2 separate regions of the Mus musculus genome follow, and region 2 is linked to region 1. Evidence: chromatin contacts called from ENCODE Hi-C data. All regions are on one chromosome and are shown on one strand. The core of a region is the stretch at or near the end of the contact, and the rest is flanking DNA. Distances in the headings are between cores, read along the strand shown. Region 1 overlaps Kalrn (kalirin, RhoGEF kinase). Region 2 holds the start of Kalrn (kalirin, RhoGEF kinase).

What was found. Hi-C counts contacts between places; a loop is a spot of excess contacts on that map.
Region 2: a map of adrenal gland shows a loop between it and region 1 (2.0-fold over the local background). The contact joins the promoter of Kalrn here to the enhancer-like site in region 1. A Hi-C loop is called at or near these places in 8 of 37 maps with a recorded cell type or tissue (adrenal gland, gastrocnemius, heart and 1 more).

Annotation. Positions count from the first base shown.
Region 1 is chr16:34,338,476-34,345,694 of GRCm38, reverse strand. All of the region lies in intron 5 of Kalrn (kalirin, RhoGEF kinase), which reads left to right. Among named protein-coding and RNA genes, the nearest start is that of Kalrn, 170 kb to the left of the region's middle. Within about 2 kb of position 3,179, at least 1 of the 3 ENCODE cell types and tissues checked has a DNase peak (open chromatin) inside an H3K27ac peak, as active enhancers do; it is heart, where a contact is called at or near this core.
Region 2 is chr16:34,511,181-34,518,399 of GRCm38, reverse strand. Kalrn (kalirin, RhoGEF kinase) reads left to right here and starts at 4,373. Exons shown (of 60, transcript NM_177357.3): 1 at 4,373-4,486. The coding sequence starts at 4,420.

The DNA.
Region 1 (7,219 bases), core at 1,930-4,429:
GGAGGTAGTGCCCACTTCTCAGATCGTGTGGCAAAGGGCCAGCAGTCTACTGCAGTGACTCTAAAAGTTGCTTCCCATGACTGGCTTAGGTCCTGTCAGGGCCACCTGAGAAGCCTGGGGGTTCTGCACCAGGTCCAGTCTTTGCTAGGATGGAGCTCTTTCTCAGCCTCCTTTACTGGCCTGTATCTTCCCAGCCTCTGCTGAGCATTCATTCCCATGGATGAGGATACCGCAGCTTTGAGACCTAGTCCATGCCCACAGTGACTCAGCCACAATTGTAAGAAAGAAAGGACTTGAGCTCAGAGTCCAGAGTCTACCTCCTGATACTTCCGTCCAGTGGTCCCAGCCCTATCCCTGCCATGCCCCAGAACCAGTCTCTTCCTGCTCCCTTAAGTCAGTCCTGCAGTGACTGGGTAGGTCCTTGTAATCCTTCCCTATATTTTTTGCTCCATTTAAAGTCCCTGAAGTTACTTCAGTCTGTATTCACTGATGTGGGCCTTGGCTCTCAATATGGCCTTCCTGGGGCCAGCTTTTCAAACAGGAGAGGAGGGAGGAGTCTGTGCCCCTTGGCTCTGTTTACACAGGCAAGGAGAAGATTGTGTCTGCAGTGGTAAGAGGAAAGTTGCTTCTTGTAGTTGAACCTGGAAACCCTAGGCCCTACCCATCCAGAGAAGGAAGATGCATCACTCAGAGAGCCTCACACACAAACACGGGAGGCTGTCTTCCCACTCCCACGTTTAATCATAGGGACGAACTTCCAGTTTGAGTGTGTTATGTTAGCTGGTTCTGGTGCCCAGGCCAGCGATAGTCTCCATTCCTCAAGGAGAACCCCAACTCAGGGGCATGAATTGTTCCAACCTTATCTCTGGGTCCCATTGGTTTTCTTAAACACAACTGAAGCTGAATCACTTTGTCATGGAAAGAGTTAAAAGCCACCCCCACCTGTAGTCAGGCATCTTAATTCCATGGAAAACTACCTGTAGTTAGAACAAGATAGCTTCTTCCTTCATGGTTATATTCCATGTTCCTCAAGAAATCCCAATGTGGTGCTCTTTTGCTAACTCCCAGACTCTCCTTAGTAAACCCTTTTTCCAGCAATGTTCTGGCATGTGGGGAGGGAGAGGGGGAGGGGGGAGGAGGGGAAGAGGGGGAGAGAGAGAGAGAGAGAGAGAGAGAGAGAGAGAGAGAGAGAGAGAGAGAGAGAATGAGAATGAATGAATCATCAACCTTCCTGGTAGAGAGGGAAAGGGGCTAGTTTCTACATGCTGACCAGGTTGGTCCCATCACAAGGTATTTATCCCACCTGCAAACTGGCTTTATCACGAGGTATCAAGAGTAGGCACAAGCTCCCCATTTGCCCTGTCTATCCCATCTGGTCTTCAAACTATGAGCTCACAAGCCTCATTTCTCAGTTGAACTGCAATGCCTGCAGGTCACAGCCAGACTTTTGATGACTCTGGGTTCCCAGGAGGCATATTCTGCCCTCCCTTGACTGTCTATCAGAATCAAACATTTTGAACATTGACTCTGAGCTGGCACAAGAGCACCACCTACTGCTGAGCAGTCCAAGGGCTCCTTTCTAAGTCCCTTGCTGTTTGGAACTGGAATTGTGGAGTTTCATCTCACGGCAGAGAGTTTGTAGCAGAACCCAGCATGGTCCTTCTACAGGAACCCTATCTGGGACAGATGGAGTGACAGAGAGGACATGAGAGGCAAATCCTGGAGACAAGGGAAGGAAGTGAGTCCAAAGGATGAGCCTGTGTCAGAGGGGAAGGAAGGGAATGCCAAGGCCGTGAGCTCAATGGCTGCCTGGGAGGGTTAAGGATGCAATCTGAAGTATTTTGGAGGAAGTCTAGATAGCCAAATGAAATGTAAAGTATGATGTTATCCAAGGCACAGAAGAGTGGAAGAGGTGAAGATTTCTAAAGCATGAATGTGCATCATGGGGTCCTTGCATTCTGTCCTACCCTCAAAGAGACAGCAGATTCTCTAAACCTTACACATGGGAGCTCACTGTAGTCATGAGAAATGGCCAGACTCCCCTCCACTCAGGAAGCTGCTTCTCAGCTCTGCACAGTGAGCTTTGTCCATGGGCATCTGAAAGCCAAGCACCTCCCAACACATGTACCTGACCCTTGCTCCCTGTGTGTTCCTTCCAGAACCCACACCTGCTGAGGTTTAAGGGGGTGTCTGTCCCTCTTCCTCAGATCTTTAAGGTTAAGTCTACCTAGCCCACATCCCTTCAACATAGCATCCATCTCTCCGAAGCAGGGATCCCAGAAGGCAAGCTGCCTCCTGCTCAGCCCTGTGGAGTCTTGTTCCCAGATGTGCAAATGATTGGCAGATCTGATTTTAGGATGCGTAGGAGGACTGGATGAGAACATCAACCAGACACTCCATTTTTACAGTAAAGATAATAGTTCCCATTTACTGAGTATATCCTGTATGCCAGGAACGCCATTAGTTCATCTAAATTAACCTGCCAAGGGGCCAGATCTCGGTGGATGCCTAAATTTAGTTCTGGGATAAAGTCAGGCACTATTTTCTCAGCTTCTTAAATAGGATTTGACCTCCTCAGTTCTACATTTTGGGAAGTGAGGGAAGTGCATTCCCTTACTCTGTTCCTGAAAATATTTTATCAGTGTTTGTGGTTTAAATGGAAAGAATTTGGCCATTCAGAGTCAATATCCCGGGGCTGCCTGGGCCGCCTCCTGGCTTGGCTGGTCCTGCTTCTCATCTGCTTGACTTGCTGGCTGCTGGGTGACCATTCCACTCTCTCTGTGGGGCAGTGCCTTACGGGGGTTTCAGTGTTTCTGAGCACACAGGTTGGAAATGAAATGCAAAAACAACAACAAAGAAAACAAACAAAATGCTGTTTACTGTGAGGAAAGACTAGGGAAACGGTTCATCCTAGTTCCTACAGTAAGGAGGACAAGAGTGGGAAGCAAGGCCTTTTGAGGCTGAGCCAGAGCCAGAGCCAGAGCCAGAGCGTGTGCCCCTCCAGACAGAGCTGGGCTGCAGTGCAGCTGTCAAGAACAGGGTGTGATTTTAGCATGAGGCTTTGCAGCCTGGGTTTTGCTAATCAGAAAGCAACTGCTTTCTGTGCTGTGGGCTTACTCTGTCTGAGCCAAGGGAGTGGGAAGGAGCTGGCATGCATGTGGAACCTGCTGTGCATCACACTGAGTCCCGGCTCTCTGGCTCTCTCCGAACTTCATTATCTTTATCTGCTTTGCCCCAGACATTTTGGGGTTTGTGAAAAGGAAGTGGGGAGGGGAAGGGATCAGGGGAAGTGGAGGCAGCAACTGAGTGGGTGAGAAGTCTAAACTACACTAACTGCTTTTGTATTTAAGGTGGGGGTTAGCTTAGAGCCCCCAGGTCAGAGGCAAAGCAGAGCTAACTGCATCCTGCTCCACTCTGTTGCTCCCCTTTGCTAGAGAAGTCCCAGTACCTTGCCTTGCACGTTTGCCCATAGAGGACCTTGTTTTAACTCCCTGGACCTTTGTTCAAGTGATCATGATAGACTCTCATTTCTTTTAGAGCCAGAAGAAATTAGAATCCCAGGAGACATGAAGAACATGTTTTTCTTCCTTCCGTGTTCATGGCGTACCTGCACCCGAGGCAGACTCATTCTCTCTTTAGAATAAAAGCACAAGAGTTAGAAGTTAGAAGAACACACTTTCCTTCATTCTGACTTGTTAAGCAAAGATGGGGACAAAATGGATTGGAAGCAATTAAGAAAGGAAAGTTACCACTATTGTCATCTTGCTTGAGATGTGGCTCATGGGTAGAGTGCTTGCCTAGTTTGTTTAGTTCCTCAGCACCATAACAGGACCATTGCTGTTAAGCTCCTGTGTGAGCTGTCCCGTAGTCTGGACAATACCAGTGGGTATGAGCTGAAGGGAACGGGAGACTTTCATTGTATACCCTCCTTTCTCAAGGCTCATCAGCCCGTACTGCTTGCTGATGGTTGGGGTTGAGTCTAATAGGAATTCCCTTATTGCTGACATACTACAATCTACATAAATTGTTAAATAAAGATGCAAGCCCATCAAAATCTCCCCTTCTGACTAAATCTCAAGGGCAGGGCCGGGGAAGCTGTAGATTATAAGAAAACCTTTCAGATGGTTCTTAATTAAGGCTATTTGATGAACTAATAAGGCAGACACTGAAGAACTTGAGGTAAAACATTTGTCAGGAGCGACTTATCTAGTCAAAGTGGACATTAGGAGAAATTGAAGCTTCAATTTAGAAGGAAGGTAGTAGCCTGGAGATTTGGGGTTGGAGCAATTTTGGCAGAGAAAGATGCAGGCAACGGTGTGAAAGGAGAGTGCACATGGTATGCGTGTGTGGCAGTGAATACACTACTGGGAAGGATGCTTGGTGTGGGAGTATCCTGCAGTGATGGGCGGTGCAGGTGTTTAGGGGATGTCCTGCTGAGAGCAGTGTTTGCAGAATAAACCTGGTCCAGGCAAGTGACTTGTTATAGGGACAGAATGGAGAGAGAGAGATCAGTAGGATGGAAATCACAATGATCCAGGTAGAAGAGGCTGTGGTGTGAGGAGCAGAGCATTAGAAGTAAAAGGCCTGGAATGGAAACCTGAGAGACAGTGCTAACATGATAGAGAGGATGTGGCAGTTTGACAAGTGGGCAGGACAATAGGGGGACATTGCTGCTGTATCCACAGGTGCCATGTATTAATAGGGAATCCACACATATCCCGTTATTCTGCATGTACGGTGGTTTAAAGGCGTGGGTTTTGGCATCAGACAAAGCTAGACCTCAGTTTTTAGTGTGCTAGCGTGACCATGTGACCCTGACTTGAATCTCTCTGAATCTGTTCCTTCCCATAGAAAGAGGGCTGCTGCTGGCACTTGTCACCTCTTCAAGCTGCTGTGGGGTTGAGATCATGTATATAAATCCCATTGTGTAGCTCTGGGCACACAGTTATCCTTGTCAGTTATCCAAGAAGTTACAGATAGAGGGCATCCTGGAACAGGAAATTGCTCTGGATGTCGGTTCAGATGGACATTAGATTCTAAATTGATCTCCATCACTTCTAAGCTGTGTGATCTTAGGCAATTTACTGCACTTCTTCCTACATCATCTCAGACCTGTGGGAAGTTGATCCAGGAACCCCTGAGGATACCCGAATCTGAGGATGTGCAATTTCCTTATGACAAATGATATAATATCGATATGTAACCTACAGGCACCTTCCGGGATACTTTTAAGTTGTCTGTAGATTCCTTAGGATACCTACCTAACACAGTGAAGATACTGTGTTTGTGTGTGTGTGTGTGTGTGTGTGTGTGTGTAATCACAGTTAATAAGTCCCCAGATTCATGAAGAACTGACTATACTAAGTTCTTACCACGTTAAAATACAACTTCCAGTGCCTTTTGTAACAACATTAATATGGGGATTGTTTGAGACAAACTGTTTAAGTCCAATCTTTACACTGTCATAGTAAAGGTTTGAGTGACACAAACAGGAGCCAGGAGATGGCAGCCAGGGAAGTGGAAGGCAAGTGTGGAGACATCCGTGGACTTGGTGAGCTTCCAAAATTAGGATGTCTCTGCCATTCCCAGCATGCGGAGAATAGGTATAAAATGTGATAAGAGAAAGTTCAAGTATAAGAAAATCTTGATTTCCACAAAATCCAGGAAATTGGGTGCCAGGAAAGAAGGAGGAAGCTAGATAGATCTGCAGGCAGATGGACGGCCTGCGGCTAAGAAGCACCTGGCTAAGAGGGCCAGCCAGGGAGTGTCAGGAAAACATAAAACAAAACCACGTCCATTCTCCATGAGAATAAACTGACAATATGGACTTGGGAAGTGGGGGGCACCTGAATTTCTTATTGTGGGTACAGACTCAAGCAGGCAGTAAGCAGACCCTATTACATGAACTCTCAGAGGAAGCAGACAGAGGAAAAACCAGAGCAGCAGAGGCAGAGCCCAGTTCTGAGAGCTTGGGAGAAGGAAAGTTAGAGTAGCAATATGAACTGAACCTCTGGACGCTCCTGTCTCTCAGATGTGCATCTCTAGATCAATTAATTAAATCCTTTGAGCCTTAGTCTTCTAGTCTGTAAAATGGATATGATGATACTGGAGATTAATAATGGGGAGATAATTAGACCATCACTGGGAGGATTAAGTAAATTAATATGTGTAAAATGCTTAGGACAATATTCAGCATGTAGAGTACTTAAAAAGTAGTAACTGTTGGGATTGTTTTTGCTACCATTAGTGTTATTACTGTTATGTGGGAAATTTGAACATGAGAACGAGGGATGGAGAACTACAAGATGAGGAGAAAGTACAGCACCCTCGTCAACGTGTTCCAGCTTTGGCAATGCAGCTTGATAACTGCGTCCAAGTCTTTTCTAAACATTCAGCCTTACCAATCGAGGGGCAGTGTTTGTCACTGATCTACTGAGAATGATATAAGGTGAGAACCGTAGCTTGCCACCAGGCAATCCCTTCAGAAACCCAGCCCAGACATCCAGCTCAGGTACAAGGAGATAGGATCTACCTTGACAAGTGCAAGTGCAAGTGCGAGCATGCTTACAAACTTGGTGCCCCAGGGGAACCTGTACATCTTGTAACACTTGTCACAGCTGACAGGGTCCCTGCAAAGAACAATGTTTCCTTGCAAAAGTCACCACAGTCAGGGAATCCTGAGCTTTGGTGTCCACACTAATACACATGTAGTATTGTTGTAGTTACTCCTAATCCCAGTGCAGCTTTCCAGTCAGGGAGCATCTTTATATTTCGCCAAGACTCAATAACATGCTGGCTTGAAGCATCTTTATTTGTTGTCATGGAAACAGGATCTAGATGCTAACTGGAGGTTGGATTACTATGCAGAAGAAGGAAAGAGTTTTTCTCACAGTGGACATTTGTTTGTGCCATAGAAAAACCCGGACTGTTTAAGTTGTGAGCAGCAGTTGGACATGGGTGTTAAGGTTTAAGGGATTCGGGTGGAAGGTGAAGGAAATGTACTATGGGGTCAATAGTGTGCCTACAGACACAACCTGATTGGTGACACTGGCATCCTAGCTGATTAATGAGCAAACATAGATGGTGCCTCCTAGATGGTCAGCTGGGCTCTCCTCCTGGGAGCAAACAGGACTTCTGAAAAGCAGCTTCCTTTAAGAAATAAACATCTGTAGGCAGACATGCCACCAGCAGAAGAGAAAACAGGCATAGCTAAGGACAC
Region 2 (7,219 bases), core at 3,124-5,623, 170 kb before region 1:
GAAGCAGGAATCCTCAGAGGAGGACAGGGAAGGGTGTGTGTGTGTGTGGGGGGGGCGATTCAACTTGACAGTGTGGTTTTAAGCCAGTGCCGTAAGAGGTTTTGTGATATCTTTCTAGGTTAGGGAATGGAGATAAGATCTCCCTGAGGTCAGAGGTAAGCAACAGGAAAGCTACATAAAAGCAGGGTCGATGCAGGCTAATCAACCCCTGTCTTTCTCCCATGCTGCCTGGCAGATATTTGAGGTGACATTTAAAGCCATTGTACAGATCTGCAGTGGACCTGTGGCAGAAGGAATGTTTTCTGAAGCCCGAGGAGAGCTGAGGATCAATTGTGTGTCTAAGGGCCGTTTTGTCTAGCTCTTCCTGTGTGGTCCCCTGCTAGATCTCTCTTTACCTTGTAGGAGAGCCTTCCAGGAGAGAGAGCTCAGGGTTCCCCTCTCCCGGACTCCTAGGGTGTGTGGGCAGGCAGGGTACATTGTAGAGTTCAACCAAAATATGGAAATGGAGTCAGTGCTGAAGGTAAGAGAGGAGAGCTGTGACAGAGCAGACAGGTCACCATCAGAGAATCACCCAGGGGAGCTGGTTAAAGATGCAGGCCTCTGGGAGCCGGGCATCTGCACGAACTGCCACCCCTCCCTGGTGAATCTGCTGCCCATTAATTTGAGAACTCTGAGGTGAGAATGGGTGAGGTTAGCTGGAGAGGCCTCTTGGGAGCGGTGGACTTGAATTTCAGTCTGGGTGATACCGTCTTTCAGATATTGACTTCATGTGAGGACCCAAGGAGCGTGTTCACCTGAGGACACTCGGCTCTCACAGGAGAGGCTGGCAAGTGTCCATGCCAGTCCCTGGATGGTGTTTCTGAGATGTTGCTTCTGACACTTGGGCAGTAATTGCTGAGGGGACAGAAGTGCTGAGGATGGTATCTGCCAGAGCGTTTGGTTCACGTTGGAGCTGAAGCGCAGCTTGCAGGGCAAAATGGTAACCTGGCTGAGCCTACTTCCCGGAGAGGGGTAGGAGGAGAACACTGTGTCTGTTGAATAGTCTTCATTCTGGTCCACAGATAGCAGCAGCTGTGCCGTCTCATGTGTGGCCTTCACTTGCCAGTTAGCTGCACGTATCTGAGGAGCGTGGATAGTGCCGCGGAGAGATCAGAGGTCCCAGTTGTCCTGGGAGGTGAGTGGGAAATATCTGGGACCTGATTGGTTCTCTCCTCCCTCGCTGCTGCTTGCCTTCTGTTCCCTCCACTTATGCTGCCTTTATCTGATTGGGAACACAGTGTTTTCCTTTTGGATGGGTGAAAAGATGGAGAGAGAACAGTGCCAAGAAGAGAAGAAGGAACGCCGGAGAGAAGGGAACACATCGCAGTTATAACAGCTTAGTAACTGCAGACATCCAGACAGGCAGCAGTCCTCTGCAGTGGATGGGTGCTCTTGGCCTACATGTAGTCACTGATTTCAGCGGAGGGGGCTGAACGAGCCACACTGACAGGAATGGCTACCCTTGATTTGGCTACGATGAAAGAAAGAGCCGCTGTGCTGTCATTGTTTAAGACAAAACAACAACAAAAACCTACCTAATAAGGTCTTGTCCTGGCAACATTCTGTCCTTTCTAATTGCACCACAGCTGAATGACAAGCCTAGCAGTCTCTGGGAACATTTTATTCAACTTCTAGTATGGCTGTTTTAAAGGACAGCTCTGTGGGAATAGCAGAAATGAGTAGTGGTGGGCTGGGGAGCACCAAGGTGCCCTGCTTAAAGGACTGAAGGCAACCAAGAGTAAAATTCTAGGCTGAACAGCTTCCTCCTGGGTTTGACCCAATGGGTGATTCTGTATCCCAGGGTTCATTGTGTGGGGGGAGGTGCATGCACCCATGTTGTTTTCTTTTCTGTGGCGAATGACACCAAGTAAGGGAGAAGCTAGAGTTGGCCTCCTTCTTCATGCCCGCCATCAGCACAAGCAGAGAGCTGCAGTTTATATTTGTGCTTATAAGGGCATGAGGGCTGCCTGTCTGTTCCCCAGGTGATGTTCCTCTTACAGCCCCTCTCTGTCCAGGTCTTCTGCTTGGTAGGCGTCTCACATTTCAAGTTTTGTGTAAGTTGCATTAGGAGACAAAAAATAACTTTGGCATTCTTACTTGGAGATGCACTCTCTGGCTGACTGTAAGCCCAGGACCAATGTGACATATCAAAGGCTGTTTGTCAGTCATCATACATCCTGTGCCTGTGGCACGCTGGTACTGTTCTGCTTCTTAAGCTGTCAGCATAGCCCCATGGGGAAGGCTTCCACCTCTCTAGGAAAGGCACTACATTCTCTAGGGAATGTCAAGGTCCAGACATCTCGACAAGGGGGAGCCAGTTCATACCTATGTACCATTTGATATAAATAGTTCAACTTCTTGGAAGATGACTTTGGTCTTCTTTAGACAGAGGAAGTGAGTCCTCTCCCACAGAGCTCGTGGGGTGGTTAGGGCTGACAGATGTGAAAGAACTAAGAAGCACTGGCCGCATGCGAGTGGGCAATAGATTCTTGTTATTCACAAGAGGGAGGACCGTGGGCCATTTCTCTCCAGAGAGAGGAGAGGGCTTTGCATTCTTTTTTAGCGACTCTTGCAAGATTCTTGTCCATTTAAGGTAGTAACAAAATTGCACTAACAGAGCCTGAGAGGTATCTTCTTGGGTGGTGAGGACTCTGCTGTGTTCCATAGCAGCCCTTTAAGAGGTAATAAGGATGCTGGGCCGGACAAAGGGTGGAGATTATGGCTCCACCCAATTTCTCCCTCCCTCTGCTAGTTCCTACCCTCCTGGACATGCCTCCTGCCTAGCCTGAGTCCTTTAGAAACATGCAAACTATTTCATTTTAGCCCCCTTGACTCCAGCTGCCTGACAGAGACCAGGAGGCGGGGAGCAGAAGCTGCCATAGCTAAGCTGGGCCACAGCTGTGAGGAATGTGCACTTGGCTGTTGAATGGAGGTGCCCTAGACCTGGAGTCCCCTCTGCTTTCTTTCATTTCTGTGATCAGGATCCCCTTTCACCAGAGGGACAACCTTCTCATGTAAGTGGCCAGCCCACTGACCAAGGGGCTCCAAGGGAGGGGAGAATAGAGCACTCTGCCCCTACTCTTGAACCTGCTGCACGCCGGAGACAGTGTCCAGAGGCTGGCGGGCTGTAGTCAAGCCACAGTCAATGCTTCTCCTGCCATCCATGTGGGATGGGTTACCTAGAAACCCTTGCTTGTCTATTCAGTCAGTCAACCATCACTTGAATTAACGATTGAAGTCAAAGTCACTTGAATGGTTCTGAAATAAGGCACTGTATTAGGTACCTTGAAGGAATGACCCAAAGATGTTTAAGGAGCAGATCTGAACTCCATGTAGTTTATAGTCTGATAAGGTAGAAGAAATGTATACAAAGGAGGAACACATAAAGGAGGGAAGATCGGGGAAGGCTGCCCGGGTTCTGTGGCATTTGAGTCAGACATTGGAAGATTGAGGTATGGCCCTGAGAAGGAGCATGGAGAGACAGGGCCCTGACAGGAGGTGCTGCATCAGAGATACAGGATTGAAGGGTCAGAAGGATAGGGGAGCAAGGCTCTAAGGGCAGGGGAGAAGGCCAATGAGAACCTTTGCCTGCTTTGCTTACCAGTGACACCAGGAGCTTCCCTCCTTCGTGTTGAGCCTCACAGTTCCTCCGTGAAGCAAATGCTGGCCTTTCTAGTTCATAGGGGAGGAAGCTGAGGCAGAAGGCCAAGAAATGTTAAGTAGGAACCAGGGTTTGAACTTGAACATAGCACCTTAGTGCCCAGTCTCTAATAGAATCCATGAGAGAAGTAGGAAGAAAGGACCTGCAAGCTCTTTTCTAGTTGTGAGTGTCTAGCATATTTGGATGGGGAGACCTGAGGTCCCCACAATGAGGCAGTCAGACTCCTGGACTTTTTGGACTGGTTCCAGAGTCCAGGATGGTTGAGCATCTGGCTTCTCATTCATCATCCTATTGGGAGAGCCACTGGCCTCTGTGTGGGAGGCACAGGAAGCCAGTATGGTAGGAGATACTAGAATGAAATTTTAACCGTGGCCTTCTCCGTGGACTTTCATTCCCAAGGCTACCTCAAACCTTGCTAGTGTGAAGAGCCCTCCCTGACTCCCTCCCCCGCATCTCCAGCCTCCCCTGGGGTTCATGCAGGCTCAGTCTGCACACGGCGTGTTCTGCACTTGCTCCTTTGTTGCTGTGAAACGGGCTCCCAGCACAGTCAGCCTCTGTGTGGGAGGACTGGTGGCTGTCTTTGTAGGCAGGCATTTGCTTAGAGCAGGCTGCGTGTGAGCCCAACATCCGAGAATCTGGCCTCCTCGAGTCGGTTGGTGGTGGTGGCGGGATGAGGCTGTGCCCTGGAGACTGACTGTGAAGGATGAGTTCAGGGTGGGATGACGGACCGCTTCTGGGACCAGTGGTATCTTTGGTATCTCCGCTTGCTTCGGCTTCTGGATCGAGGTATCCTGAGTGCGTATCTGGTTGTGTGTCCTTCTGTGTATGGGTGTATGTATATAAGTGTGTGTGTGTGTGTGTGTGTGTGTGTGTGTGTGTGTGTGTGTGAGAGAGAGAGAGAGAGAGAGAGAGAGAGAGAGAGAGAGAGAGGGAGAAAGGTACAGCAGAGATGGGAGTGTGGGGGGAAATAAATAAGTGGGCATGGAGCAACAGCAAGCAGCAAACCTATAGCAGATAAAAGAAGGGCTGTTTTTCTGGGGACATGTGTGACCCAGCTGGGGATGGGGAGCACAGAATCGTTTGGGGGACACCTGCACAGCACAGTCACATTTCTTGTTGGGGTTTCACCAGAGAGGAGACTGGTCCCTGCAGCTGGAAGCTGGGGCAGACCCATGCAGACTCCTATCTCAGTACAGCTCTGTGAGCATAGGTGGATTTGTGTGTTCCTCTGAGCTTGTTTCCCCATCTGTGAAATGGGCATTCTGGGGCCCATCTGCCATGGTTGTCATTTAACTCCTGCAGGTAAAACATACCATCACAGGTAGTGTGCGCACTGGGCACTCAATGCAGAGTTCCTCCCTCTGTGCCTGGCTCTCAGCACCATGGAGTTACAGCACTTGTCCTGGGGACAGCTCCCTTTGTGGCCTGTCTGTAGATGGAGTCTGTGAGAATGTGTGGTTAGGAAAAGGAAAAGGAGTTACTCTGACCTTAATACATGTCAGCCGCATTTATTACTGCAGTCAAATATCCTGGCACTATCACGCAAGCACAGACCCTCCACTGTAAAGAAAGACCACTAGGAACTTTGTGTAGTAATTGGTTTCTGAAATGTTGGCTGTGCATTTGAGAGCTTTGGCTCCTTTAAGAAGTTTTGGCAAGAGTGAGACAAAATCTTTGATGAAAAATATGGTCCTGGAAAAGCTCTGCTACCCACCCCAAACTGTATCCCTCTCTTCGGGGGTGGTCTCAGGTACACCCAGAGGTGGATACCGTGGAAGCAGAGCTGCCCAGTGCAGATACACCAGGGCTTTATCGGGAGAAATCAAAGATGGAGGAACCCAAGCCAGCGTACTCGGGAAGCAGGCTTTCACTAGCACTCAGAAGCACCTCTGAGAAGCCAGACTTGAGATGAGATGAGGATGGAGAATGGATCCAGGGCTTTGTAATGGTGGTGCTCATGGAGGAGGGAGGGTAAGACAACCACCCCATTTCTGTGATCTCAGCAAGTCCAATGTCTCCGTGTCTCTTTTCTTTCCATTGTAAAAAGAGATGGCTACAGTAATGATGCCCATTTGAGGGCTGTAAGAGCTAAGTGAGAGGCTCTAGATCACAGTGCCTGTCAGGGACAAAATGCCCCAACAGTTAGGGCTCATCAACAAAGACATCTAGTTCCCACTCTCCTGCAGACATCCTGGGAAAGACAGGAACAGGTGGCATGCAACAGCCCAGAGCTGAGCAAGCTACCGAAAAGCTGTTAGAGGCAGAGAGATAATTTATATTCGTGTGAACAGAGGCCATGCGCAGATCAGCATATCATAGTAATTTAAAGAAGAAAGCAGATGCCAAAATATAAGCTATATTTATTTTCAATTTTCATTAAATTCTGAATCCAAGAACTGCCAACTCATTCCAACTACTAGCTTCATTCCTTTCTAAGGGTCCTTGAATAAATAATTTGTTTTTGGCTCATTAACCTTGGCTGAAAAAGTGGGAATATTAGTAATACCTACACCATATAGTTTACAGGAAATGTGTTAGTTCACGTGAAAGCATCTCACATGATGAAGTTGTAGATTGATGGATCCCTAGATATCAGATATTGGCTGTCAGAAATGTGTATGCACATTAGGTGTATATAGGCTTATGGTCATTCCTGTAAACAATGTTTATAATGACTCCCATAACATGAAATTCTAGACTTTTTAGGGTATCTGATATCAATCAGGACTGTTGTGGGTTGGACATTGCTCATGTCACTCAGTTTTAGTTACTAGGTAACCCAGTATTCTAAACACCCACATGATGTATGTACGTCTACATTCAAATGGGATTCTGCATTTGGCAACTTAGTAATGTTAGCCACCATTGCATAGGAAATGGCATGCTGTGTGGATTGAGCTAGCTCATAGGAAATGCTCAACAGATATTAGTTGGATGAATGAATGAATGAATGAATGAATAAGGGAGGGAGGAAGGGAGGGATTGAGGGAGGGAGGGAGGGAGGGAAAGAAAGAAGGGCCTGCCTTCCAGAGAAGTGAAGAGATTTCCCTCAGATCTCCAAGGAAACAGAACACAGCTCCCTTCCTCTGTCTTAGGATTTTATCTTTCCTTTGCCATTGCTATGCCTTATGTCATCTTGAAGGTCACAGGCCTCAAGAAAGCAAGGGGGGAGTAAGGGATGAAAAGAGGCAGGGAATGATGGGTTTATCCCAGGAAATTGAGATGACGGACAGGCTGTGTGCGCTGGTTGGCTGCGACAGAGGAGAAATGAATCTGGGACTTGACACACTTAAAAGGGGAGGAAACATCAGAACACACCACGGAGGAGAAATAAACTTTACAGAAAAATAACTGCGTATGATCTCTTGCTACAGACACATTTTTTTTTTTCATCTTTTTTCATCGGCTAATGGTCAAGCTTGAAAACTAAGTCTGTTGTTTCTGAGAGCACGACTGAACTGTGTACAAGGATTTAGCGATAAGGGTGTGCCAGCATTTTTAATACATCACATTTGGATG